Linked DNA regions of Mus musculus: all the other regions are linked to region 6. A link is a loop called in an ENCODE intact Hi-C map of the cell type or tissue named here. Cell type or tissue: gastrocnemius. All regions are shown on one strand.

The links. A loop is a pair of places that touch in the nucleus more often than their neighbours do. Peaks named below come from ENCODE experiments on the same cell type or tissue, not always from the same donor. Only the 100,000 strongest peaks of a DNase experiment are listed, where the experiment ranks them.
Region 1: a loop joins it to region 6, with 6 times the contacts of the local background. A loop is called at or near these places in 5 of 42 quality-filtered maps.
Region 2: it touches region 6 in a loop (2.4-fold over the local background); 2 of 42 quality-filtered maps call a loop at or near these places.
Region 3: it touches region 6 in a loop (4-fold over the local background); 2 of 42 quality-filtered maps call a loop at or near these places.
Region 4: a loop joins it to region 6, with 2.2 times the contacts of the local background. A loop is called at or near these places in 2 of 42 quality-filtered maps.
Region 5: it touches region 6 in a loop (2.4-fold over the local background); 2 of 42 quality-filtered maps call a loop at or near these places.
Region 7: it touches region 6 in a loop (11-fold over the local background); 2 of 42 quality-filtered maps call a loop at or near these places.

What each region holds. Positions count from the first base shown.
Region 1 is chr1:82,286,479-82,290,478 of GRCm38, forward strand. Irs1 (insulin receptor substrate 1) reads right to left here. Exons shown (of 2, transcript NM_010570.4): 1 at 299-4,000. The coding sequence ends at 320. Among named protein-coding and RNA genes, the nearest start is that of Irs1, 3.0 kb to the right of the region's middle. In gastrocnemius, CTCF peaks have their summits at 2,348 (motif pointing left) and 3,800; DNase peaks (open chromatin) are centred at 179, 466, 649, 1,102 and 4 more places; H3K4me3 peaks cover 4,000 bases; H3K27ac peaks cover 4,000 bases.
Region 2 is chr1:81,514,390-81,518,389 of GRCm38, forward strand. No RefSeq gene overlaps it. Among named protein-coding and RNA genes, the nearest start is that of Nyap2, 440 kb to the left of the region's middle. In gastrocnemius, a CTCF peak has its summit at 2,353; a DNase peak (open chromatin) is centred at 2,394.
Region 3 is chr1:81,545,180-81,549,179 of GRCm38, forward strand. No RefSeq gene overlaps it. Among named protein-coding and RNA genes, the nearest start is that of Nyap2, 470 kb to the left of the region's middle. In gastrocnemius, no CTCF peak of the experiment used is centred here; no DNase peak of the experiment used is centred here; H3K27ac peaks cover 2,505 bases.
Region 4 is chr1:82,123,136-82,127,135 of GRCm38, forward strand. No RefSeq gene overlaps it. Among named protein-coding and RNA genes, the nearest start is that of Mir6344, 6.8 kb to the right of the region's middle. In gastrocnemius, no CTCF peak of the experiment used is centred here; no DNase peak of the experiment used is centred here; H3K27ac peaks cover 1,512 bases.
Region 5 is chr1:81,552,809-81,556,808 of GRCm38, forward strand. It overlaps the pseudogene Gm6198. Among named protein-coding and RNA genes, the nearest start is that of Nyap2, 480 kb to the left of the region's middle. In gastrocnemius, no CTCF peak of the experiment used is centred here; a DNase peak (open chromatin) is centred at 2,348.
Region 6 is chr1:81,895,410-81,899,409 of GRCm38, forward strand. No RefSeq gene overlaps it. Among named protein-coding and RNA genes, the nearest start is that of Mir6344, 230 kb to the right of the region's middle. In gastrocnemius, no CTCF peak of the experiment used is centred here; a DNase peak (open chromatin) is centred at 2,007; H3K27ac peaks cover 3,048 bases.
Region 7 is chr1:81,971,494-81,975,493 of GRCm38, forward strand. No RefSeq gene overlaps it. Among named protein-coding and RNA genes, the nearest start is that of Mir6344, 160 kb to the right of the region's middle. In gastrocnemius, no CTCF peak of the experiment used is centred here; no DNase peak of the experiment used is centred here; H3K4me3 peaks cover 199 bases; H3K27ac peaks cover 2,818 bases.

The DNA of each region.
Region 1 (4,000 bases), 390 kb after region 6:
TAGAACTGATTTGATAGAACGTTAAGTTTGGCGAGTTCTACACTTGGGGATTCTCAGAGAGAAGCCCTTCTGTGGCTGCTCCAAACACAGTTCTTTGACTATCTGCCAGGTGTCAATGCGAGGTGAGCATCTGTGTACCCTGACCCTTCCCCACCCCACCCCCACACCTCCTGAAAAAGTATCCTCCCCAAGGACACTGTGGGAAGGAGTGGGAAGAGAAGGAGGGGAAGGAACAGAACTCAAGCACCCCATGGTAAAAGCACTTTTGTCTTCTGACTTTGCCACCATAAAAACGCACCTGCTGTGATGTCCAGTTACGCTATTGACGATCCTCTGGCTGCTTCTGGAAGCTGATGCTGGCATAGTTGCTTAAATCCTCACTGGAGCGTCTTGGGGAGTTGCCCTCATTGCTGCCTAAGGGCTGGTGAGGGGGAGGGGGTGGTAGGGACTGCTGTTGAGAGGGGCAGTCCTGAGAGCGCTCCTTGGCCAAATCCAGGTCTATGTAGTTAAGACTCTTCTCCAAACCCCCAGCAGCCCCACACACTGGAGCCGACTCCTTGGAGACTCCCCCTAGATCCCCAGGTCTCAGCCACACATTCTCAAAGGATGCAGAGCTGTGGCGTTTTACATCCTCACTGCCGCCACCACCACCACCGCCGCTGCCCCCTACTGCAGCCCCTGCTCCAAAGGGCACCGTATTGCCAGCCCGAGTAGGTGCTGAGAAGGTCTCAGAGCTATGCCTCCTCCGGCACCCTTGAGTGTCTGCGCGAATCACTTTGGCACTCTGGTTATGGTTGGGACTGAGGTTCACCCTGGTGAATGCACTCATGCCCCCAGGTCCCTGAGGGCCTCCCAGCAAGGAAGAGTGAGTAGCTTGCTCAGCGGTGGCTCCTTGAGGTGTAACAGAAGAAGAGGCTGTGGAGGATGGAGGAGGAGCAGCTCCTGTGGGTCTAGGCAGGCTCGCCTTCTCTGCAGCAATGCCTGTCCGCATGTCAGCATAGCTGACTGGGGCCACTGGTGAGGTATCCACATAGCTTTGACGAGGACAACCTATCTGCATGGTCATGTAGTCACCACGGCTATTTGGCACCGAACGGGTTGGCCTGCAAACCGTAGCAGACCCCGGAGGTGCAGGGCCTATTCTGCCCAACTCAACTCCACCACTCTCCTGCCAGGTTGCCCTCCGGCCTGGCCCCAAGTCCATGTTCATGTACTCTTCCGAGCCAGTCTCTTCTCTAGGAGCTGGGTGGAGCTGGGGTGGACATCGAACTGAAGGAGAGCTACGGGAAGTTGCAGGGCCAGCTAAATAGCCAGGCTGGCCGCTCCCGAATTCAATATTCACATATTCTCCTGGGCTTTTGGGCTCGGGAGGGTGCAGGGAAGACTGCTGCTGCTGTTGCTGCTCTCGAACCCGGGGTAAGGTGCTTGCCTTGGGATCCCCCAAGGACAGCCTTGTGGGTCGAGCCAGGCGGCTGTTGGTCTGTGCAGCTGTGTCTACCTTTCGAGGCAGGTGGGGCTGCAAGACATGGTGGTGGGGATGTGTGAGGCTTGACTCTGGCCTAGCCCCACAGTAACCCCCACCCAGACTGTCGCTGCTGGTAGAAGAGGAGGAATCTTCGGCAGTTGCGGTATAGCGAAGGCGTCCAGAGCTAGAAGAGAGACGAAGATGCTGGTGCCTGGCACCCTCCTCTGGCTCTCCAGGGCGCTGGGTGTGCTTAAAGGACCTTGGCAATGAGTAGTAAGAGAGGACCGGCTTGTGCTGGGGATCTTCTGGGCCATAGTAGCATTCTGAGGGGCTGCTGGTGTTGGAATCTCCCACTGGGGACATGTTCATGTAGTCACCTGTGCAAGGCAAGAGCTTACCGCCACCACTCTCAACAGGAGGTTTGGCATGAGGAAGGGCATGAGTATGGTGCCCCCCTACTCCATTTGTCCATGGCTTCCCATAGCTGCTCCCAGAAGGGGCTGCGCTGATGCTGCTACTGCTGCTGGACCCACCTCCAATGTCAGGGGAGCAACTACCACTGGGTGACATCATCATGTAGCCATTGGGGTCCACTCTCTGTGGGTGGCGTCTGATGGGGTTAATGATCTGCTGTGGGGCAGATACACTCTTGGGGCTCATGGGCATATAGTCCCCATTTCCTTTGCGGTTGCTGGGCACTGGAGCCACCCCAGGAGACATGGGCATATAGCCATCATCAGTGTGGAGGTTGGAGGTGTCTGGACGGTGGTGGCCTCCACGACGTTCCAAGTGGTGCATCTCTAGACCCTCTTCGGGATAGGAGTGGGTGGGCACGAAGGCGGAATGCCGGTAGCCGGGCAGTCGGCCTCCACTGCCACCTCCTGGTGGGTAGGCAGCGGGCATCATCTCTGTATATTCCTCAATAGAAGCCACTGAAGACTGTGAGGGGGTCTTCTGATGGGAAATGGTAGGAGATGTGCCTGCGGAGTGAGTTCTCTTTCGAAACCGGTTATCCAGATCTGCTGCACCCGCGGCTTCATCTCCAGGCAGCGCTGGGCTTGTCCCCAAGTTAGCACCTGGGATGTAGCGATGGCCGTTGCCACCCCTAGACAAAATGTAGTGGCCATTGGGAGCAGCCAAGGTGGAGGCTCCCTTGCCACCCATGCAGATATAATTGCTCAGCTCCTCCTCACCCCTGGCTGGTGGGGTGTGCCCCAGGGAATCTGGGGTGACACTGCGGAAGGAACTTCGGAAATCGCAGGGACTAGAACCATACTCATCAGAAGAGATGAAACCGCCATCGCTAGGCGAACCGGACACGGAAGCACTAGAGCGCCTCGGGAAGAGACAGTCTGAAGTGGAGCCATGGCCACTGGTACTACTAGATGACAGACTCACTGGGCTGGTGGCTGAAGGTGAGCATCTAGAAGAAGGCATGGGGATGGAGCGGCTGTGGTTGAGTGGGGGGTGCAGCCTGGAGCTGCCTCGATGCCGATGGGCGTGGGTCCTGTTGGTGCTAGGGCTCACAGGACTGCCATCCACTGATGCTGGACGGGACATGGTGCCTTCGCCATCGCTGGAGGCACGCACCCGGAAGGAACCTGGTTTCCCACCCACCATACTGGCAGGGGAGGTGGCAGTGATGCTCTCAGTTCGAGATCTCCGAGTCAGTCCCACCTGGCTGGGTGGAGGGTTGTTGAGATGGTGCCTGCGCAGGGGAACGCTGATGGGGTTGGAGCAACTGGATGAAGACTGGCTTTTGCTGCGAGGGCGAAACTCATCGCTCATGGCCCTCATTGCCTCTAGAATGGTCTCATGCATGTTCTGGGCCACCACGGAGTCATCCACTTGCATCCAGAACTCGCCAGGCCCTGTCACAGCGGAACGCCCCACCTCGATGAAGAAGAAGTTCTCTGAGTGGCCACAGCGTCTGATATTCATCAGCTGCAGCACCACAGCGGCTGCCTCGGAGTTCAGCTTCACAAAGCTGATGGTCTTGCTGGTCAGGCAGAGGCGGTAGATGCCAATCAGGTTCTTTGTCTGACCCAGGCCCTTGGGTTTCAGGATAACCTGCCAGACCTCCTTGAACGCGGGTCCTGGACCCGTGTCATAGCTCAAGTCCTCCCCTGCCTCTCCAACGCCAGAGCTGCCGCTGCAGCTACCGCCGCAGCCTCCTCCAGCCCCGTCATGGTGGGCCTTTGCCCGATTATGCAGCTGCAGAAGAGCCTGGTACCAGCTGTCTTGCTCAGCCTCGCTATCCGCGGCAATGGCAAAGTGTTCGTCTCGGGTGTAGAGAGCCACCAGGTGCTTGTTCTTGGAGTCAGCCCGCTTGTTGATGTTGAAACAGCTCTCGAGGGGGATCGAGCGTTTGGGGGCGCTCGACTTGTGCCGCCACTTCTTCTCGTTCTCATAATACTCCAGGCGCGCTGGGCCCCCGGCCTCGCTGGCCGCCCGCAGCACGAAAAAGCGCTTATGCATACTCTTGGGCTTGCGCAGGTAGCCCACCTTGCGCACGTCTGAGAAGCCATCGGTATC
Region 2 (4,000 bases), 380 kb before region 6:
TATGACAAGATATGCTTGGGAAAGACATCACAAATCACCTGTGAGGAGTTCTGTGAGTAAAAATGAAACAAAATATCTTTTACTGGAAGGATCACTAGTAAGTCAAAAATCGATTGGGAACTTAAAATGGCAAAAACACAAGATACTTTTTTTAAAAAAATTGCCAGTTGTAAATTTTTTAAGCACTTGGATGATTTTATGGGAGTTTATAAAGAATGAGGATACTCCAAATTTTAGTCATAATTTGTATCTTCTCTCTGAGCTTATTTCAGTTCCTAATTTTAAGTATTATTGGTAAGAAATATCTTATCTCTTACACTTGTCCTCATGTTTTCCTGATAAAAGCCAAAGAGATAAATGCACATCATGTCTAAGGAACAAAAAGTATCCCTCCTCCTGTTCTTGAAGCAGCAATATCTATACTGGAAAAGCTAGAAAGGGTCTGAATGTTTGCCAGTGATTAACAATGTTGATTTTTTTTTCATGGACTGGGCAGCCATTTGCATATCTTCTTGATAAATGGATGCCCAGATAAATCTCTCACCTTCAACTATAACCATTTTCAAATAAAAATACAAATACAAATTTCAAAGGCTTAGCAATTAAGAGCATTGGCTGCTCTTCCAGAGGACCTGGGTTCAATTCCTAGCAACCATAATGCAGCTCACAACTGTATGTAACTCCAATTTCAGAGGCTCCGGTAACCTCACACAGACATACATGCAGGCAAAATATCAATGCATATGAAATAAAAAATAAAAATAAATGTTAAATGTGCCCATTATCCTGATACGTTGAGTAGAGTCACATATATATTCTCTATATAATTTATTTACAGATAAAGCACTTACAAATAGTTTTTCTCATTCTCTCCACTATGAATGTCTTCCTTATTGTGTATATGCTTTTAGGTAGATATAAACACACTTGACTAATTTTGTTCACACTATTGAAGACTTAGCCAGTGTCATCTATCTGCTACCCTGAAGGTTTTCCTGTTTTCTTCTAGTATTTTCAAAGTTTCAGCTCTTACATTTTAGTCTTTGAGACATTGTGACTCTGTCTTTAAACGTATGGTCCAATTTACTATGGACAGGCATTTTAGTGCTATACTGAACTGTAGTGGACAGAGTGAGCACTTGTGCCATATACCAGATCTTAGGAGAAGATATTTCAATTTTTCCCTTTTCCATACAATATCACATTCTGTCTAAAGCTGCTTTACCACTCCAAAAGATGGGGGCAGGATCCAGATCATATGGATCAAGAGAAGAGAGGAGATTCTCTAACAATAAAAAGAGTGAGCTACTACCAAAATATAGGAGATGCAAGCAGAGACCGTAAAAATAAATAAATAAATAAATAAGAATTAGCTCAAACGAATTGTCAGAAATGAACATCCCTCTGGGTCTTGATTCCAGAAGTGATATCCATGTGTTTATTACCCCCAAGGTGATACACAGTTTTTACAATAGGACTATGTACATGAATTATGGCCTTGCCTTGAAAGCACATATGATATTTAGCAAGTTTAAATATTTTTAAAACCATGTATGTGCACACCAGTGGAGGTGTGTGCAAAGGCCAAAGGAGTCAGATGCACTAGAAGCAGAGTTAACAGGCAGTTGTAAGCTGATTGACATGGGTGTTGGGACCAATTTATCCTCTGGAAAGTTATCCTCTGGGTCCTCTGGAAGAGCACTGTGTGTTTTTAACCTCTGGGCCATCTTTCTAGACTGAAGATATATTTGGATGTGGTAGCTCATTTCTAATCTCAGTGTTCCTCGGGTAAAATAGGAGATGGAGACAATGTACATGGACCAGTCAGCCTGGGATGCTTGGTTGCAAGCAGAGAGAGTGGCCCCGCTTCAAACAAGGTAGGTGGAGAGATCCAGCATGTGAGAATATCCTCTGAACTCCAGAGGCATAATATAGCACATGTTGGGTACTACTCTCACAAGTCCACGCACATACATTGACAAAGGAGAAAAAAATCCCTTTTCACGTTCATCTATAATGTGCATGAATGTAAGGATCATCTCTGCATTCTTCCATGTTAGACACAGAAAGGATACATTACACACTGCATGATGAGTAATGTTTGACTTGAACAAAATGCCATCTAGACTAAAACCTTCGAATGTGCATTCCCTTGCGTGTGTCCAGTTCCAAATGACTAAATACATATTCAACCGTAATGCACACCAACTTTCCTATAGTAACATATTTTATTTTATAAACATAAGACCTTCAGAGAGCATTCCAGTAATTCATTGCAAATCTAAAATTCATTTTATGCTCACAGGCCTGGCCTACTGTTTACCATCAGTAAAGAAAATCTTGAGCAATTCTGCCTATGGCCTCTAGATGTCTCACCGAGATTCACGTACCAGAAAATAGCCCGATGCAATCTCCCAACTATAGGCCTGGCTGAAATGTCATCTTGGGACCAAGGAATACTACACTTGGATCAAAACATTCCATCAGTATTTTTTTTAACTTTCTGGAAAAATGAAAATAACAGATGGTGGGGGAATAGGCAGATTTATGAGAAAAATAACTTGGTATGAGTCACTCTGATGAGGCACATCCCAAGCAACCCTGCCTCTTCGGTGATGATGACCAGTTTCCAGGTGTAATCCTTGCGATTAGACAAGTGATGCTCAGATGATGGTCATCGGCCCTTCTTAACATGCTTTGACTTGGAAAACGTTCCCATCGCTTACATCCAAGCTGCGGAAGTATGTAATTCAACATCTTCATATATGTGTTTGGGATATGCTTATACAAAAATAATGATGGTTTATCCTGAGGGGAAATGACTCTACAAGTTAAGCCAGTAACAAAAGAAACCATTTTATCTCTTGGGAGAATTTGAAACATGTTTTGATGAGCAAAAAAATATGAATTTGGGAGTAGTTTAAACATTAGCAATGTGAAATTATTCTTCCATAAGTATTCTTATTAGTAAAATGTTTCCAAACGTAGTATACTGCAGAAGTAAGGTTTTACTCATTATGGAAATACTTTGTTAATATGTATGTGGAAAATCTGATGACAATACATGAACTTGGCAGTTTAGAAATACTACTCCAATCCAGATATTGTCCAGACACTTCCTGTATAGGGAGTTGCTGAGCTTATAACCCCAAGACCATATTTCTCAAAAGTGAAGCCAGTGTAATACTTTCTCATTTTCTAAAGTTGTCCTGCTGATTGCAGGCACTATGAGTGTACCCAAAATGACACCAATGAAAGTGAACAAAATCTCTTTATACTCCATCCAACACCATATACACGCACGTGCACACACACACATACACACACACACACACATTTGCATTATTTGCAGATTTTTTCTAGCTTTAAGTTTTATTGTCTTTAATATCTATTTTTTCCTGACTCTTGACATTCATTCTGATTGGCTTCAAATCAGAAACCAACATAATCAGTAAAAATTGATCTTCAATATATGTTACAGAACTATCTAGTTTGATAGGACCTTAAATAATGTTTTTGGAAGTGCTATGCATTGCTTGTGTCTTTCAGTTTGATTTTGAGAAAGCAACGTTTTCCTTAGTTGATTTGTGAGTTTGGAGCATGTAGTACATGGGCATACTTGTGTTCATTTAAGCCTGCACATACAGAGAGATAGAGCGAGAGAGAATATTTTAAAACAAAACTTTCACTATTTTATTTTAAAATATTCTCAGAGTATCGTCTCTAGCTACTTAATTAGCTTTGAAGCTTTACACTAACTTTTAAGACTCTCCATAGGCTATTTCATGCTCCTTACCCAGCTTGTTCTACCCCAAGCAATTGTAAATGTAATTCTCAAACCCCTTCCCATAGATATCTATTGTGGTAAATTCACTGTTCAAGTCAAATATGACCTAACTCTTTTATAATGCCTTGTTTCATTGAGGTAGACATGATATAATTTATTCCTACTTGAATATCAATTCTTCATTTACTTGTCTCATGCCTGTCTAAAATTGCA
Region 3 (4,000 bases), 350 kb before region 6:
CCAAGGAATGTCGATGCCCTTTAAGAGGTAGAAATGGATTCGCTCTGGGGCTCTGCAAAGGAATGCAGCCCTGCTGACACAAGGACTTTGTCCCTGAGAGAGACCATGTCAAATTCTTAACTTTCAAAAACATGAGATAATGAGTTTATTTTTAAGCTACTGGATCAATGCTTGTTTGTTTTAATGGTGTGTAAGAATAATCTGGAAATGGCCCATCAATGTTTGAGAAGGCCCATCAAGGAGCTCAGCCACTGTTTTCATGTAAACGGAGGGGCTTTGAGTGGTAATTTTAATATTAATGAGCTTTGTTCTCCAAACCATAGTATTTGGGGAAACAGAATCTAATTCCTAAGAGAACAAGCTAGGCATTTCTTGGGCTCTGTTTTGCTAAGAAAGAGCACTGTCTGGAACAACAGAAAGAACAATGTTCTCCTTGGAGTCTATCTGTACTCAGTCTCTAACTGAAGAAGAATAAATCACACCAAGCAAGGTTTACTAAATGTCAGACATGAAGTTCACCCTTTGGTTGGATCTGGTCCTAAGCAGAGAAGGTTATTTAATACTGAGGCAGACTTTAAATTTGTCAACCCAATCAGGGAGGACTTTGATGCGGGGCTTCTTGCTTTGCAGGCTCTGGTTGACGACAGATTTTTAATTTATGCATATACTTAGTTTCTTGGTACTTTTAAAAATCCTGGTTCTGCCTATGTGCGCATCCTTTGTATGGTGATGTGGTAGTCCAGACCTGTGAGAAAGCTCCACAATCACTTGCTTCCCCTCCCTGCTCCACTATTGCATTAAGTTTCATGTTTACAACATTCTAACTCTGTGTTAAGAAAAACAACCCTGGTCACCAAAGCTTATGGAGCCTTCTACATTTCCCAAGGTGATAGTCATGAAGAAGGCAGGCACTGAAACCAAACATTCTAACACTTACTTTATGAAGTAGGGCCATTCATCTACCTGGGTATGAGAATAGTTTATTTAGAGCAAAAGTCACCGGAGGAAATCCAAACCCTTAGAAAGGGCTGTGGAGGCACATCTTTTTCAGGCCACCTAAAGCTCTAGTTGGGGGAGGAGCAAGATGAACATAGCACAATAAAGTGAGAGGACTAATGAAGAAGTTCAGAGGATACCGAAAAAGTTTGGGAACTGTTAAATGACAATCACTAGGATTTCTTATAGAACTTTAATCAGTTCATCCTTTGACACTGAAGTCATTCAAAAGTTGCTAATTGGAATTTGAAGGGGTCATTAAGCCCTTACTTCTGGTTTTATTTAATGGACAGTCTATTAAATTAGGATCTAGAAATATCTCATTGCAAGGACCGGGAAATGGCCTAGTACATAAAAGCACCTGCCACCCAACTTGATGAACTGAGTTCAATTCACCAATGCTTCATGATAGAAAAAGAGAATCAATTCCAAACAGCTAAGCTATCCTCTCTCTCTCTCTCTCTCTCTCTCCCTCTCTCTCTCTCTCTCTCTCCTCTCTCTCTCCTCTCTCTCTCTCTCTCACACACACACACAAACACATAGTTTAAATAAATAAATGTAATTTTTAAAAAATATCTGAATGTATAGTATAAAATCCACAATGATGATTAAATGAGGTCAGAATATATTTTAATCATAATTGAAATAAGGCTTTAATGTTACAGCAGCTATATACTTAGTTGCTTTTTTTGCCTAGGGGTGGCTGAGAAAGGGGCAACTGAACTGAGACTCAGGAATGGAAATATCATCACACAATACTGCCACTAGAATGGGTTAGACTTTGGCAATTATTCTACGTCTAGATCTTAGTCTCCATGAGTTCAAAGGCAAATACTAAATTTTGCTCTGCCAGCCAGTAAGAAATTTCACAACCTGCTGTAGCTTTTTGTGTGGTCAACTGAGATACAAGCACAAACACCAAATGCACAGAATTTATAGTCTAATTTCCCTCATGAATAAATGACACATGTGTCTGCTATAAATCATTGCAATATGTGAAGGCAGTTTAATACCTGCAATTATGTGCTCTTTACCTGTATGCTACTTAGTAGTTTTAAAATTAAGTTTAGTATGATTAAAAGCAATTAGAAAATTAATTTTAAACGAACAAATAATCCAACTATGGTTAAGCATACAGTTAAAATTTTAAGAAGTAATTTTCATGTGAAGACAAATTAAAATACTCTTAGTAGTTTCAATCATAAATTGAAAAAAAATTAAAGTCAATTAAATTATGCTCTAAAAGCCTGCATTGAATAATACATACTGTGTGGGGTAACCATGGCTCTCTTCATGGTGCCCTCTAGATGTTCCCATGTAATACTCAGAATATAAGACCAGATTTGAAGTGAAGCAGAAACTTGTTCCAGAAAACATTGATCTGTTGTATCGTTTTATTAGTTTCTTTTGTGTTTCTCTTTGTATTTGGTCATTTATTTTAATGCCAAAGATCGAACCCAGGGCTTCCTGCACACACAGTCTATCTCTGGGCTGTATCTCCAACTGAAACTACACATTTTTAAATACTGACATAGAAAAAAAGCAAAGTTAACCCTGGATGAGAATTAGAGAAAAGAGATTGGTTTTGTTAATGTCCCCAGCTAAACACAGTTGTAAGCATGACCCTATCAGAATAGCTTCTGTTCTCTATTTTCATTCCCTGCTTTCTCTATATTTCTCCTTCTAATGCTATCCTTTCTCAGAGGCTATTTCTCATTAACAAGTGATGCGTTCCCCTCAAGCTTTGGAAACTACCTCCCATTAATCCTTCCATGCATCTTCTGATGCTCTGTATTACAACTTTTACAATTGAAGCTGAGAAACCCAAACGTAGATAAGATGAACCATAAGGGAAAAAAGCCAAAGGGCTGCCTCAAGCAGAAGGCAGGCTTTTTCTAAGTTTGTGGAATCAAATCATACTTGGTTCCTTGTTCCTTGTGTTCTCTTTCATTTAATTCCACAGGCCTGTGCCTGTTTTGGTGTAATTATCTACTCTCTTGATACATGGACTAGACTTTGGAAATAATCTATAAAGTTAAATTTCAAAAGTGAGTTTAGTCACTTCCAACAGGCATTTGAAGATGAACACCACCTTCCTTTGGTTCATGCATATTTTGGTCTTACAAACTATAATATTCTATATGTTTCAGTAGTGGAAGAGGTACAAAATACTGAAGCCTACAGCACAGTGCCCTGGCTGAAACTTCTAAAATTATATGAAGATATTCAGAGAAGGAAGACAGAAAATTATTCTTACAAAAACATTTTGAGACAAAAAATTGTATTTATATTCGTACAAGTGTGCTTAGACGCTTCCAAAATGATTCAAAGATGAAAGAATCTTTTCATATTAATTGACAACTAAGGATGTGAGGTAGCATTAGACTACAACTGCCATATTTGATCTCCTCCTGTGTGATTAGAACAAACTCATAACTATCACTGGAATAATGGCTACAGTTTTGTGTCTGTCATATACCCCTCCTCTTTAAGAGTTTTGTTGCTTATTTGGGAACCACTTCATCCATTGCACTAGGCATCTTATAGAGCATACCTGATATCATAAAATCTCATCCCCACCCACCTCTGAACTGATACTTTCTGAGTCTACTTTGCCCTCTCTGCTCCTTTATATTCAACATTGTCTGCTCCGTCATACTATCATTCCTAGAACTGCATGATCACTCTCCCACATATTTAAGGGTTTTGATAAAACAATGTCCTTTCGGGGAGGATGATAGCAATAATTCTATGCAAAAGAAGCCAAGGAATAGGTGCTCTCTATTAATTAGCCACTCTAATGTTTTATGGTACTTATCAATACTCAGCAACCTGTCATGCTGTGTTTCTTCCTTTTCTTTCTTTACCTGTGGGTTTCAGGACAAGAACTGATTTGCTTAATGCCACATTTCAGCACCCAGGACAGTGCCTGGCCTATTGTCCTTACATAATAAATCGCTGTTAAGAATGAACTAAGAAATAGTCTTGGGTCCAATGCAGACTT
Region 4 (4,000 bases), 230 kb after region 6:
GATAATCTCTCATTTTTTTTATTGTTTTATTTTAAAACAGGGTCTTTCTATGCAACCCTGGCTGACCTAGAACTCACTATGTAGACCAGATTGGCCTTTTTAAAGTAATCTAAAAAGGTTACTTTTTGTGTAATATTAGCTCACACATTCTAGATGTTAAGGCTGAACATCTCTGATAGATGGCATTATTCTGAATGCCACATTACTGGGTATTTTTTAATAAATGAAGGACATGCCTAATAGTGATATAACTGAAGATTGAATAAGATAGCCTGGGTAGATTTAGGAAAATAGAAGAACACACATCTATTCTGTTCCATGGCTAGACTTAAGTGCCTTCCCTCCCATGAATGAATGAAATGGCTGAGCCTTATATAGGATGTGGGGGGGGGGGGCGTGGAATGAAAGGTTGTAAGAAGTGATGTTAATCTCTCGACATCCACTGTCCTCTCCCCCTTCCATTCTCAGCCAAGCACAGATAAACTGGGCCCCAAGAGTATTAGGAGAGAGATAATCTACACTAAAAAACACAAGAGTTCTATCCATAGAGAATCTTCTCTCACCAGCCACAGACATGGCCCACCATCCTCAGGCCAAAACATAACTGATCTTTACACAGGCTTATACCCCTATGACCTATGCCCTTCTACCCTGTCTCTTTCTTCTGTGTCTCTACACACTACTTTCTTTTTGTTGCAATAGCATTAGGTGCTATGATTTGAATATGAACTGCACCCCATCCCCATCCTACCCAGGACATACTGCAGGCTTGGTTGCCAGTTGATAGGTTGTCAGAAAGTGACTGGTTCCTGAGGTCTCTGGCTTAATGAATGCATCAACCTTAAAATAGATTTGTAACACGAGGTCTGCAATGGGAGACTGTGAGAAATAGAAGGTAAGGTATTTCAAGTCTTGCCCCGCTCCCTTCTTGTAGGCCTTATCTCCACTTCCCATCCACCAGGCTGTGACTCGCTCTGCTCTACCATACACTCTCAGCTGGGATAAGCTGACATTTCTGAGACCATAAGCCAAAATAAGTCCTTCCTCCCTTGAGTTGTTGGTGTCGGGCAAATCTTCACAGCCATGAGAAATATAGCTAGAACATGAGAATCCCAGCTTTCATAAGAAGGAAGGCCCCTGTCAGAGATATAGGTAAATATCCAGGTAGGACTCCTCTTTCTCAGTCATTTCACAATGTAACACCAGCCATACACATGCCTTCTCTCTTCTCGTTGGAGATTAGAGGGAAACCTCCCTTAGTAATTTAATCAGTGTCAGGCAATCCCCCTCTACATGAAGCAAAAGCATGAGATCCAGTGGACCTACATTATTGATCACCACAGAAAGACCACCAGAATTCAGGCCATGTGGGGATCTTTCTCCTCTTTCAATGAGCCGGGGTTTGCTGCTTGGAAGGAGTGCTAAAAAAAGCATTTGAAGAAAACTGTATTCGAGGCAAGAGGAATACCTTCATTCTGTCTGTAATGTGTGAACATTCATTTGATCATCCCAGTCTATGATCTCCTCGTAGCCACTGCTGGATCATATAGCTGTTCTGCAAACAAGCCTCTTTCCTGAATGCGATTTCCCTCTTGGGCCACTGCCAAGAACAACAAATTGAACTTTAACTCCAAGTTGGAAAAGTTTCCCTTTCCTGACAAGAGTGAAACCCAAGTCTATTATCCTAACTTAACTGATAATACAATCCTTTGATGTTACTCTTTGAACGTTCCATGTAAGTTGAAAGTTACTATGGAAAGAGAGAAAGAAAAAAAAAAAAAAGAATCACGCAAAGGAAGCTTTTGAGTTTGCAGTTATCCTAATTCTTAATCTCAGACACAAGACAAACATTTCGCACTTCAGGTTTGCCATAACAAGACCCACAAAACTTCAAAAACGCAGGCAGATACATCTGAGTTCATTCATCTCACAGGACTCCCTAGTGGCCATATGTTACCTTATTTTTTTTGGTATGAACTATGATTTCTGTACATTCCATTATGTCTTCAACCTGGAAACAATTTCCCCTTTAAATATGGATGTGAAAGCAAAAAGGGAGAGCTAGGAGGCCCTGCTCACAAGGAGTCTCGCTCCCACAGACCCCTGCTCTGGAGGACTCCTGCTCACACAGAAATGTGCTCACACCCCTGACCCTCTGGACACATTTGCATAATAGAATGAGTCTCTTTTTATGTTGTAGCTAGTTGTTTAAATCTAATTACCTGTCCACAGATCCCATGAACCGAATTACCAACTAAATATTACTTATGGCCCCTGCCAACGAGAGTCCCTGACAACAATTAAAAGAGAAAAATATAGAAATAGGTCTGTGATTTATGTAAGCTTTAACCAAACCACTGGAGTAATAGCCAGAGTGAGAACTGATTGCTTTGTTGAACTTCCTTGAATGTACTTTACAACTCACTGTTTTTATTTTGAGTGGCACTGAGGGTCAGGAAGGACTACCGTATTGTGTGCAGTGTCTAACAACTGTTTATGATTCTCTTCTAGTTCTTAGACAAGAGCAGCCTTCCAAAACCCATTGGGGCAAAAATGTGCAGGAATGGATCATAAGTCAGAAAGTGCCTGACAGCACAGAGCGGTAGATCAATAGCATTAGTCCATGAGCGAGTGGATGGAAAGTGGGATCCCTGTCCTTAGCACAGGATGGACTCCTGAGGAAGATTCCAATAATTATTTCTTGACCTGACAGTGTGTAATAGAATCTTAATGTTTTTAGAATACATAGTGAGCAACTAAAATATGAAACTATTATCAGATAAGCACAACCAATTTTACACACACACATACACACATACACATTCAATATGCCAATAATTAGATCCTTCTAAACATTTATAAACACCACTGCTTACTCTTCTTTTCAGTAGTTGGATGACTTATTTTCACCTCCATGCATTTTGTGCAGTTATGTTTGCTGTATTCAGTAACTTACCAGACGGAAGAATGGTAGCTAAGGCTTGGACAGTCAAAGACATCCAGAAGTTGAGTTACCTTATGTTCCCTGAGTTGGCTGTGAGCTGCGCTAGGTTTTAGGACAGAACTCCTTAGCACCTGTGGTTAGGGAGTTCCTGATCAGACAATGATAAGCAGTTCACGGGAAATTCTGCAAGTAGCTGCTGTCTAGGAGGTTTAGGAGAGTAGAGTCCTGACAGAGAAAGTCTCTGGTTCCCTGAAAACAGGAATAGGAGAGGAGGTGCTATTTAGATCCTCAGGAAAATGGCCACAGGGTCGCAAAGTAAATAATATAGATCTTTCAAAGAGATGGTGATGGAAGGAAACAAAATGCAGGCATTATGAGAACTGTCAAAAGCAGGGAGGGAATCTGTTTCTGAATTCTAGCCATAGAGTTAAGCAAAAGAGGTAGGTACAGAGGCCCATGAAGATTCACATCCGTTAACACTAGAGTCTGTACCATGGACAAAAAAGTAGTAGAATCAGAACCAAACTGTTGTACAATGTAATTCCAGTCATTGCTGTTCCTTGTGACAGACCAGAATGAGACTGAGCAAAGAGAAGACCTGGGTACCACAACACACTTGAATATGTTCATTCATTCATTCATTGATTCAAGAAGTTCCAGTGTGAGCCAGGTGATGGTGGTACACACCTTTGATCCCAATACTTGGGAGGCAGAGGCAGGTGGAACTCTGTGAATCAAAGCCATCCTGGTCTACAGAATGAGTTCTGGGACATCCAGGGCTACACAGTTAAACCCAGGAGGAGGAGGAAGAGGAAGAGGAGGAGGAGGAAGAGGAGGAGGGAGAGGAGGAGGAGGAGGAGGAGGAGGAAGAGGAGGAAGTTGCTCCAGTGTGGTCATTAACTCTGTGCCAGGCACCAAGAGCTGGTGAAGATTAAGATGACCCAAGCTATCAGGGAGAAACTGGGAAGCAAGTTTTCACACAATGGCTGCTGGGAGGAAGACAGCTAGAAAGGGAGCTACATAAAAGAAGGAAGCAAGGGATACAGAAAGAAAGAA
Region 5 (4,000 bases), 340 kb before region 6:
CATGGCCAGCCAATGAAGTACAAGCTCTGAATGGGACTAGGGATTGTGCAAACTCTTATGGATGAATGGTTTTTCCATGATTTTAAGTGAAAATGATGTCCGAAAGAAAACTGGTGCCCTCAGTGTTGAATGGGAGAGATTGAAGCCTGGGCTCTTCAGTAATTCTCTTGAGCAGTGAGGGGGGAGCAGGATCCCATTCACAGATAAGATCTATTGCTTTTGCGTGCCACAACTTCACAATGAAGCAAGAGAAGAGTGATAAATAAAATAGATCATAATTCCTGCCAGCCACTTTAGTGTGTTTGGGGAATTTGCATCATAAAATATGTCAGGCATTAACTTGCAAGGAAGATGCTAAAGAGAATGATGAAGTGGGTGGATATAACAAGCAGAGTGAGCTGGTTTTGACTGTGGGTACAATGACCCAGGATGACTTTCAAGAGAATGGTATCTTTTTAAATGAGGTCCCAAAGAAAGGGTTTAAATGTCTCACTGCACAGCCCATGCTGTTTACTACTGTATTACACTAATAAATAACCATTTATGACAATAGAAATTTCCATAAGACACTGTTAATCCTTTATAAGAATCTATTGCAGACACATCACTGTAAAGATCATTAAGTAGAAAAAATGCTAATAGCTCTAAATTCAGACTGAATTTCATTACAAAGGCATCAAGGGTAACTGGAAAAGCCATTTGTACTCGTTTTGTATACATTTTTATGGCTGATAAGACTTTGCCTTACTGCAAATAATCTTAGTTCAGAAAATGCAATTATTAATGGCAATTAGAGAAATATTGTTGGAGAAAAATTCAAAAGGATTAATACATTAACACATGCCATTTGTATTGTGACTCAATTTTATGCTGAAAAGTAGTTGATTGATAGATGTCTTGTTTGGATTTATTGCTGTGGAGAGACACCATGACCAAGTCAACTCTTTCTTTTTTAAATGGAGAAATCAATTTATTTTTCTTAATTCTGTTCTTATAAATATATTCATGAAGACCAAAAGAGGGAAGGAAGGTTGGGCTGGTGATGAAATGGGAGAAAAGGAGGGTGGGCCCTCTCAATTCTACTCAGCCAAAAATATGAAAGAAATTAATTTCATGTTGGGAGAAGAGATTTTAAAAGATGATAGAAGATGGGAAGAAGGGGGAAACAGAAGGAGAACAACCAGGGAAAGGAGGAACCCATGACAAGGGAGTCCCATGGAAAGGAGTCCCATGCCAGTGTGAGAATTCCTTTTCAGCCATAATGTGGTAGGCTCTGACCCAGTCATCCACCTTAGCTCCCTGTGCTTGGCCCTTGTTTTTCCTGCCAGGCCATCCCTTCCACAAGCTATTGAAAGCTAACTCGTTCCATGATCCTCAGGTCCTAGTTCTTTTCAACCACTTGAAGTTTGAAGCGACTCACAGAGTTGTTGGGTGAAGGGAGACGTTCTGTGTGGCCAGGAGTCTGGGGAACACAGCCACTATAGTGTGCAAGTCAGAGAGGTCTGAGTGGCCGCCATTCTCAGCAGTCCCACTGTTGACAGGCTCCCCCACCCTGACCTCCCCCCTCCCCACACCTGCACCAGGCAGCCCTGAGCATCCTTAAGCCACTTTGTCATGTCTTGGCACCAGACAAGGTAAGCTGGGTGAAGAGTTTGTCTGCCTCCATTCAGGTGATTTCTTCAGGGAGATCAGTCACCTCCAGCACCCTTCCCAGCACATCTGTCCCCAGGTCAGTGGAGGCAGATTTTAGTGCTTGTCTCTTGCCTCATTTTCTATGCTTCAATCCACTCTAGTGCACCGTGTAAGTTGACTGGCCATGGAGCAAGAGAGGGCAGATGGACAGATTGTATCGTAATGGCTGACCCAATAGGGAATAGCACCCATCACCCTGTGTGGGACCTCCAGGCCAGGGGGTGAGAGGTGATGGTGTGAGGACAGGCAGAGGGCTGAGTCCAGTGCAGTCGATGCAGAGACTAGGACAGGAGAGGGTTGTGGAGACTGGGAAGATATGAAGGGGCTGCTGCCCATGTGTGCTTTGGCCTGAGGGTTATCATCAGATCTCCGGGCTTCTGAACATGCTGGTCCACTGTAGTATTTGCAGTGACTCCACTGGACCATGGATGGATTCTGAGGGTCCTGGGGTCCATTAGGGACATTCAGTTGCATGACCACCACACCTGGTCCAGAAAGTGACAGTCCTGAGTCCTGCTGTGGCATCTGTGGTGGGCTGCAGGGAGAGGGATGCTGAGCCATCTGGTACTGCTCAGAGCCAGGAGTCTGTGGAAACCTCACAGAAGGGCTCCTCCGGTTCTACTGAGCTGAAGGGATCATGCTGTACTCCACAGACACACTGCCTGCTAGGAGGCCTCCTTGTACAGACTGGCTGGCAGAGATCAGCACGGGCTGCTGGAAAGGTGGCTGGACCACGTTTTGTGAGTCACTGCCCACTGGGACTCAGTAAGAAGGCAGTGGAGTGTACTGAGCCACCAGGTCTTGCATCTGGCCTCCCATGCTGCTCCTCTGCTTGCTGAGTAAGCCCCAGTTCTGAGGCTGCGGGACCCCAAGCATGCCTCAGTAAACTGTCTGCTGCTGGTTAGACATCATGGGTTGTAAGCTAGGCTGCTGGGACGCTTGAGAAAGCCGTTGTCCACATTAGGGGATGTAGGCCACCGCAATATTGCTGGTTGGGATTAGGTTAGACAGAGGGCAATATTGCTGGTTGGGATTAGGATACTGTTCGGGAGGGTAGTAAGAACCCTGGAACTATTGAGGTGACTGCATGCAGCCTTGGGGTAGCCGGACTTGCTGGGTAGTTGAAGCATGGCTAGAAATGGGGTCTGCAACTCTATAGGTGGAACAACAATATGAACTAACCAGTACCCCCAGAGCTCGTACCTCTAGCTGCATATGTAGCAGAAGATGGCCTAGTCGGCCATCACTGGGAAGAGAGGTCCCCTTGGTATTGCAAACTTTATATGCCCCAGTACAGGGGAATGCCAGGGCCAAGAAGCCGAGTGGGTGGGTAGGGGAGCAGGGCAGAGGGAGGGTATAGGGAACTTTTGGGATAGTATTTGAAATGTATATAAAGAAAATATCTTTAAAACGAAAAGAAAAAGAAAAGAAGAGAAGAGGAGGGGGAGGGGAGGGGAGGGGAGGGGAGGGGAGGGGAGGGGAGGGGAGGGGAGGGGAGAGGAGGGGAGGGGAGGGGAGAGGAGGGGAGGGAAGGAAAAGTTGAAAGTAGGGAAGGGCTTTCCTGCAGAAGCCATGATGAAACTAGCTTGCTGAGGATGCTGGGAGATAAGTGGGGGTTGGAAAAACGCTGAGGATGGGTCAGCTGCTTCCGTAGAACCTTAGCGGCTAAGACTCATTTGTCCAAAGGAGTTACTGAGGTCTTCTGCCTGTGAAATCATGTGATTATTCAAGGGTGGCTGTTGTTGAGGAGTGGGTGGGAAAGCAGGAAGTTGTTGTTGTTTGTTGTTGTTGTTGTTGTTGTTATTGTTGTTGTTGCTGCTGCTGGGCAGTACAAGGAAGAAGACTCTGGACAGACTGGGGTGAGGTGACCTGGTTGCACACTTCTGAGGCGTCTAGTGCCATGCCTGGCGTGGAAAGCCTGCCTGCCAATGCTGTCCGCTCAGCTGCTGGGTTTGGTGACAGAACCATATGAGTCTGTGCTGTTCTAAGGCTGTGGTTCGCTGTCTGTGTTGCTCTGTTGGCTGCTTGAGGTGCAGCTCAGCTCTTCCCTGTTCCCCTGATGTCACTTAGATATCCATTCTGGCCAGTCTCTGGGGCAAATTCTCTCTCAGGCCCTTTGATATTCCTCCTCTATCTCTTCTATTGACTTGCTCCTTCCATCCTGCAATGGAGCTCTCATCTGGTTATCATCTCAGTCCATACTAGCATCACCTCTCTTGAGAACGAATCTCTTTTGAAATTATGTGTTCTTCTCATCTTTTATATGTTCTGAGAAACCCTGTTCAGGGATCCCCATGTTGGTGGTTTT
Region 6 (4,000 bases):
AACTGCAGTACTAAGACAATGGAGCTACTGAGACAATCTAGGTACTGAGACAACCATTGTACTAAGACAATTGAGGTCTTAAGGAAGACAGGATACTCTGGATGACTTACTGATGCTATATATTCAAACCCTCTGATCCTGTTTGAACTGTACCCCCAGTGATACATTGCCATCACTACAGAGGGACTCACTGTTCTCCCTCCCCCCCCCCACCACTTCCCCTCTTCTTTCTTTTTGTTTTGCTGAGGATAGAATAGAAGATCTCCTGCAAGTCAGGTTAAGTGCTCTGTTACAGAGTTGTACCTTTAACCCAACTTTGCACCATAGTTTTGGTCATTCTAGCTATAAAATAGATAATTCTAAACACATGATTACTTCAGGCCCTGAAATAAAGTGTTTTTCTCTTCTAGGACCCAATAAAATGTAAGGAAAGGTCTTCAAAAGTATTTTCCTTCAAACCCTCACTACAATAAGTATACAGTGTCTCCTAATATCAAGGGTCTACATTCCTGTTCTCTGTAAGTTTGAGCCTGGTAAACACAGAGAATTTCAGGCTACCCAGGATCACATAATAATCATGGACCAAAAAAATGAATAACAATTAAAATCCTGTAAAAAGAGAAAAAGAAAGCAAAGAGTTCCGCAAAACAAAAAAGGGCCCAAAACGTACAAATCAAGGGTGAAAGGGTGAAAGAAGTTTTTTTTGTTTTGTTTTGTTTTTTTTTTGTTTTTTTTTTTAATGTAGAGGAAAAAGTGATTGAGGAAGACACCTACCATTGATCTCTGAGTTCTATAGCACATGCATATACTTCAAGATATCCATATACACATATGTACATTTGCATTATTATACATGCACATGTTCATAAATATTTAGCATTTCATCATTAGTAAATAGGACTTACCATCAAAATACAAAGAAAAATTCGCACATTACCAGTCATTATTAGTAAAGTTTCACCAAATTGCCAGGTTGTTGTGAATGAGAGCTGTATAAGTTTGTTTTCAAGGCCCTGTTAATTCCCCACTATGTTGGGAGAACCTTTTTCTTCCATGTTTTTAATTGTTTGTTATTCATTTTACTTTTTCTTTGATTACTATGTAACCCTGAGTGGCTTGAAATTCTCTATATAGACCAGGCTGGCCTCAAACTCACAGAGAACAGAAATGTAGACCCTTGATGTTAGGGGTAACTGTATGCTGTTTGTAGTAAGGATTTGAAGGAACAACCTTTTGGAAACCTTCCCTCATTTCTGTTATATAAAGTTTTCATTTTCTTTGCAAATTTTCTAAAAAATGAAAATTTCCATGATCCTACTCTTTCTCAATTGCATTTTTAAAAACGACTTAACAGGTATTTCAAAAGAGAATTAAGAAATATCCCTGTCAATTCTTGGCATCTAGAAATAATGCATTAAGAATTCATGATAATCATCTAGACTATTAGAAGAGCTTGGGCCAAGCAGATCAACCTCTTCTCACAGATTGGATAAGGGCTACCATGTTTGCTATAACAAGTCATAAGCTATGCCTTGTGAATTGACACCATCTGCAAAATGGCATCTGTTAAGGGTAGTGTGGAATGTTCCCAAAAGCCTCATCATGAGCCATTCCCTTCTGAGCAAAAGTTAGAAAGAAGAATGTGCAGTATCAAGAAAGAGCCATATAATGATATCCAGGGACTCTGGAGTTTAAAATAATATTGCTTTCCCCATAGATAATCCAAACATAGATTTAGTGTTCTGAAGCGTAACAATTTCCCTCAGGGAAAGGTTTTTTTTTTTTTTCCTAACACGAAAATTCAAGCTAGTTGCACACACATGAACCAAGAGGACCTTGGAACATTCAACAAGCTGGGTACGAGCTGAACCAGAGTAGCAAATTAAGCATACTTAAAAATAACAATAAGGATAAGAAGGATCGCAATCAAACTCTGCACTGAGAGAGGTCACAGTGACCAATACCACTCAGTGCCAAATACCCAAGGCCTTCTTGGCCTGCTGCGTTTGGAAGCTCTGGGCCAGGCTACAGCAGGCACCATCCCCAGCTTTTGCTTGCTTAACTTTCAGTGACAGCCAGTGGCTCAGGTTGCAAATTTGCTTATATTTAGAAGAACAGGTGTGTGACCCAGTTCTAAGTCAACTCAGTGCCCTCCTTGCTGGTGTCATTGGTGTCATTTAGATGTGTTTCATGGAACTATGATGACTTCATGCAGAAAAGGACACATGGCCCTTCTTTACACTTAATTCTGTGCCTTATCATGGGGGAAGTATATATCACAACTTCTCTTCAGAGTCTCCTTTCTTGGCATAATTCTACAAGATTTGTGGGAAACATCAAATGTCCCCCATTGGCTTAGGCTTTGAATATTTGTGTCCCTCCTAGGGCCACTATTTGTGTAAGCTGGGGACCTTGTGAGAAATGGGTCCTAGTTGGTGGAAGTAAGACACCAGAGGCCAGTCTGTGAGGGTGATGACAGGTGCCTGGTTCCTATTACTCTTCCTCTGCTCCCTGTTTCACGGTGTTTTAAATAGTCTACCATACTGAGTATCTCAGTTATTTCTACCAACTGACCACTCAAAAACCAGGAGTCACAACATATCTCTCTTCCCTTAAGTTGTTTTAGGCAGGTATAGTGGTCATAGTAAATAAAATGTCTAATATAAGGTGTTTTGTACTATCTCATGACTTTTGGGGGAAAAAATGAAGAAAAAGAATCAGAAGTCCTGGGTTTGAATAAGATTTCAATTAGAAACCAAGTTGGCTCTTCCCTGTGAGACCTGGGAAGGATCATAAGCTCTGATCTTTAGTTCCCCCCTTCTGCAATATCCCAAGGTCACTGTGAATTCTAAAGGAGTTACCAGAAAGTTAAGCTTCATAAACAACAAAGTATTTCACAAGTGCAGATCACTGAAAGATGCAAAGGGCTCTTCTAAAGCCAAATATGATCTGCAGATGCTCACTGTGAGCGATGTTGGACATGCCAGATATATGTAGAATTCAGGGCGACTTGTTCTTGAAAATAGCAGCTTTGCAGCCACCTTACTCAGTCACCATCTCATGACCAAATCTGATGAAAGTATAAGGAAGTGAAGAGACTCAGCTGTGCTACAATGATGCCCTCCTGCCAAAGATGTCAACCCTAGTAGTTACCCAAGTGTCCATCTACATATTTGTATAGAAAGTGATGTGCAGCATCTCTAAGCACATATAAGTAGAAGGCCTCTTCCTGGGAGAAGGAAAAGAAAGTTATGTTCCCAGTAAGATTTAACTTGTTTATATTGTAATAGGAATGATCATGCATTGTTAGAAAGCCATATACGAATGATTAAAACTGTTATGGAGAAAATAATACCTACTTTCCACAAAGCAGCTTAACCAAGAGTATCTTCTCTTAGACTCTTCCTGCTTACAAGTAAAACTTTTCCCACATTATACTGAAGATGGTAAATATTAGTGCATAAATGCATAAGACATCCATCCTTGTCAAACATAAACATTTGAAATGTACTCAAAGTTTTTCTTGGACATTTCACCTCCACTCATGTTCAAAATCCCCTAGTTGTTCTAAAATATGGATTAGAACATTGGAAGATATCACTATAAAGTTGCCAACTTAATAGGAATTCTACTATCATAAATCCCAGACAAGAAAATGCCTTCACCATTAAGGACAACAATTTTCTTCCTCAATGAATTTGGTCATGATTATTATCCAAGTCCACCTCCACTGAGCCACCAATCAGTACTTGCACTTGGATGGGCATGGCACCCAAAGAGACTTGTACACTGACCTTCACTTGATTGCATTTAAAGAAATGTAAAGTTATAAAAGCCAATCTGCTTGATTTTGTCTTCTGTGTCTGACTGTCTCCCTCTCTTGTTATCCATCCCTTCCTCTTTCTCCCTCCCCCATATCACACACACACACACACACACACAACAATTGATGTTTGACCACATTGGAAAGAAGAAAGCATTGTTTTAATATTGCCTTGCA
Region 7 (4,000 bases), 76 kb after region 6:
CCCTTCCCCTCTGCCATACTCTTCCTCTCCATGGAGTTGCTTCCTGGGTCTCTGGGAAACCAGGAAACTCAATGACACCTAACCCATTTTCATTTACATATTTGGAAAGACTAGTTAAAAGAAAGGTTCTGCCTTCTCTCTAGTCTGTTTTTCCAATGGACCTGGTTGGACATCACAGCATCTGGTTACTTCAGTAAGAGGACCAAACTGGATTAGCAGCCTTCCTTCTTCCACCAGTAACATAGAAAATGATTCACTGACAACATTCTTTTTCCTGTTCCCATGGGGTGGGGGTGGGGGCAGGTTTTACCAGTGTTCTAGATCTTCCTATTGATGTGATAAAACACCATGGGTAAATCAACTTTGGAAGGAAATGGTTTATTAGTCAACAGTTTATAATTTATGCTGAAAAGAAGTCAAGGCAGGAACTAAGTGGAGAAAATGAAGCAGAGAAAACAGAGGACAACTATTATATTGGGTTGTTCTCCATGGCTCATTGAGCCTGAATTCTTATGTGATCCAGTGTCTCCTTCCCAGAGAAGGCACTGCCCACAGTGGGCTGGGCCCTCTACCTCATTCATCTAACAAACAAAATTAGCCACAAGATTGTTTTTGGCTTCCTACAGGCCAGTCCAATGGAGGCATCTTCTCAACTCTGGTTCCTTTTTCCCAATGACCCTAGCTTGCATAAAGTTGACAAAAAGCCAACTAGCACACAGAGACAGCCACCTAATTAATAAGAATACCATTGATCAGCACCATTAGAGACTGAGCAGGTAGCCTATGTCAGAACCTACCAATAAGTCAACCCATTTCCAAAACCCACTTATATTCCCCATCCATTGCTTAGAAACAAAGACCCACTGCTAGCTTGTCTTAACAACTTAAAACACACATTCAGCATCATCTCACAGTTTTTGTTAATGAGGACTCTGTGTGGCTTAGCTCTTTCCCTACGCCAAGGTTTTTTTGTAAGGCTTCCATGAAGCTGTGAGCCTGGGAAAACTTTTCCTCTAGTGGTTCAACTACAGAAAAACCTATCTCTAATGTCCTATGATTATTGAGTCCCTTTCTTGGGGAATAGAGGGCTACAGTTCTCTCACCGTATTGTTGACAGGAGCTGCCTTCAATTTCTTGCCTCTCAAATGTCTCTGCACCCCAGCTCCTTCAAATTCATCAGAAAGAGAGAGTAAGTGGAGAGTTTGTTGGCAAATTGGAAGCTACAGTCTCGTGTGACATAATCACAGAAATGATATCCCAGCACAGCTGTCACGATCTATTAGTTAGAAGCGAATTATAAAGTCTTTCCCACACTCTGGGGAGGGGATTACACAGGGACCACCAGGGGGTTCATATCACCGAGAGCCATGTCAAAAGCTGCCTTTCCACATTGCCATGGTATGAATCTAGACTATTCTCCATGAATTCATTTTTTTTCTCAATGCTCTGTCTGCAGCTTGTGACACTCACATTTGAAGCTGTGATACCTTTAGGAAGTAGGCACTAGCTGGATAAAGGTTAACCAGTTGTTTAGGATGGGTGTTTGGAGGTATAACCCCTAGACACACAAACACACACACACACACACACACACACACACACACACACTGCATCCTGTCCTGGTAATGTGAATAGGAGTTCATCAAACACTCCTGCTACCATTAGTAGGCCTGCTTCATCAGCCCAGCCATATTGGACTGTGACTCTTCAAAACTGTTGAACCAAAATAAGTTCATAAAGTTGTTTCCCTCAGATATTTGTCACAGTAATGAGAAGAGTAACCGATACAGTCCCCAGCAAATTACTCCAAGTTCCCCTCCACTTTCAGTTCTAATATGAGAAAGGAGGGGTACTATTTATTGAGCTCCCTTAGATAGCTGAGGCTCACCCCTGAGATTATTCAGTGCATAGCTGGGCTATCTGTCAACAGAATTAAATCCCTGGTTAATGCTTGAGTGGTTTCTCTGTGCTCTGACACAGTGTGAGGCAGAATCTTGCTAAGGCTATTAACCTTACCCTGCAGTCAATCTTCACTTCACCTTTCCTTGGGGAAACCTGAGAGAATTCACCCCATGTCCTCATCCAAGCCAATGATCTCACATAGCCACATGCTAAGGCCAAATGTATACTTGTCATGCCAACTCTCAGGAGACAGAAATACTGAAGACTCATGTGACGCTGGGCAGGTGGCACTGGAGACTATGTGGCGCCCAAGTCCAAACTGTGTCTTGGTCACGAAGGAGCACTGAGAAGTGTGCCATGTACTTATCACCATGCAGGTCTTGTTCATAAGGAAGAGCATCCAGAGGATAAGATGGCTGAATTACACAACCCCTTCTATGCTCAGGAAGCAGTCTCAAGTGCTGTGCGTAATATAGTGACATTTACACCCTGCAAAAAGACTCCAAAGCTAATTTGGAAGCAGTGAAGTATCACTTGGAACATTTGTCTTACCATCCAAGGCATTGAAATTAATAATAGGCTCCTATAAAATAAGAGCTAATTGTGGATAGATTAACATGTCACCAGGACAGGTACACAGCCAAATATGTAGAATGTTTTATAGAAATATGTTTGGCTGTTTGGTTGCTAAGTTTGTATTTCCTGTTACTATTTTCATTTGGTTACTAACAGCTTTATTGATTTGGGGATAATTTACCAACGTTATAATGCCTATGGTTGTTCCATAAGAATTATAGATCAAAAAGGAAATAATTGGTAGAACACAAATGTTTTCATTGAGATCATTTTCAAGAGGACCAAAATGAGAACTCAGCCAGCATCTAAAATGAAGAACTACACTGTATGAGCCTTGAGCTGCATTGGAGCAGCAGACAAGAAGGTATGAAAATGGACTCAAGAGGAACGTCATGCAGCTTAGACTAGATCATTGCCTAGTCAGTGACTATGTACCTTCTAGCACACAAATCATTCCTCTGGCAAGTTCTAGACATTTCTAGAAGAATTATCTGTGGCAATGTATTCAATAGAGTTAAACTTTCTGTATTCGGGTTGAGTTGACCAGTAGCTGCTTCTAGGAGTATGAAAGTAAACACTTCAGGCCGTACAATCGCTGTGCTGCCTGCTGTGCTGATTCACTACTGACGAGTAGGTACTAAGAGTGTGCAAAGCATTAATGAGCCTGAAATCCCGACATTTTTTCAAATATAATAGGAATATGCTCGTGTTGCTGTATCTGCCAACACAAGTAGAGATTTGTTAGTCAAAGTGTGGTCTGAGCAACGGTAGCTTCTTCACTGCCCGCAGTTTATCTTCTGCTTGCTGGTTTGCTTGGCTTGTGAGAATGCAGAATCATGGATGTAAGCATTATCTATATTTAACAAAACTCCCAGGTAATTTGCCCTCACATCAGAATCTGGGGAGGGCGGGAGGGGGCAGGGTTCTGCCCCTAAATATTTCTTTATAAACCTAATTAGTAAGTACAAAGAAATAAAATTGCAATAGTAGTATCTGCCTGTCTCTTTGTCTCTGTCTCTCTCTGTCTCTCTCTGTCTCTGTCTGTCTCTGTCTGTCTCTCTCTGTCTCTGTCTGTCTCTGTCTCTGTCTCTGTCTCTGTCTCTGTCTCTCTCTCTCTGTCTCTCTCTCTCTCTCTCTCTCTCTCTGTGTGTGTGTGTGTGTGTGTGTGTGTTCAGTAGAGATACTACAGATTACAATATTATTCAGATAATCTTCCAGGGAAGATTTCAAGGCAGAGGGAAAGCCCTAGAACTAAATTTACTGCAGCCCTCTAAAGTGGGACTCATTTTACTGAGATCTTTCTTTCCATGAGAGATAGCTTTACCCTTAAGCTCTGAACATATTAGGGAGACGATTTATTACCAACCCCAGAAAGGGCCTTCATGTTAAACGAAATAACTCTGCTGAAGCTCTAGTTGATGTTAAACTGGTTTGTGTATTAATTCCATGGTTATAAATAAAATTTCAAGAGCATATCCCTCAGAAAGAATGTATAAAATCTGCACTAGGCTAATAGATATAA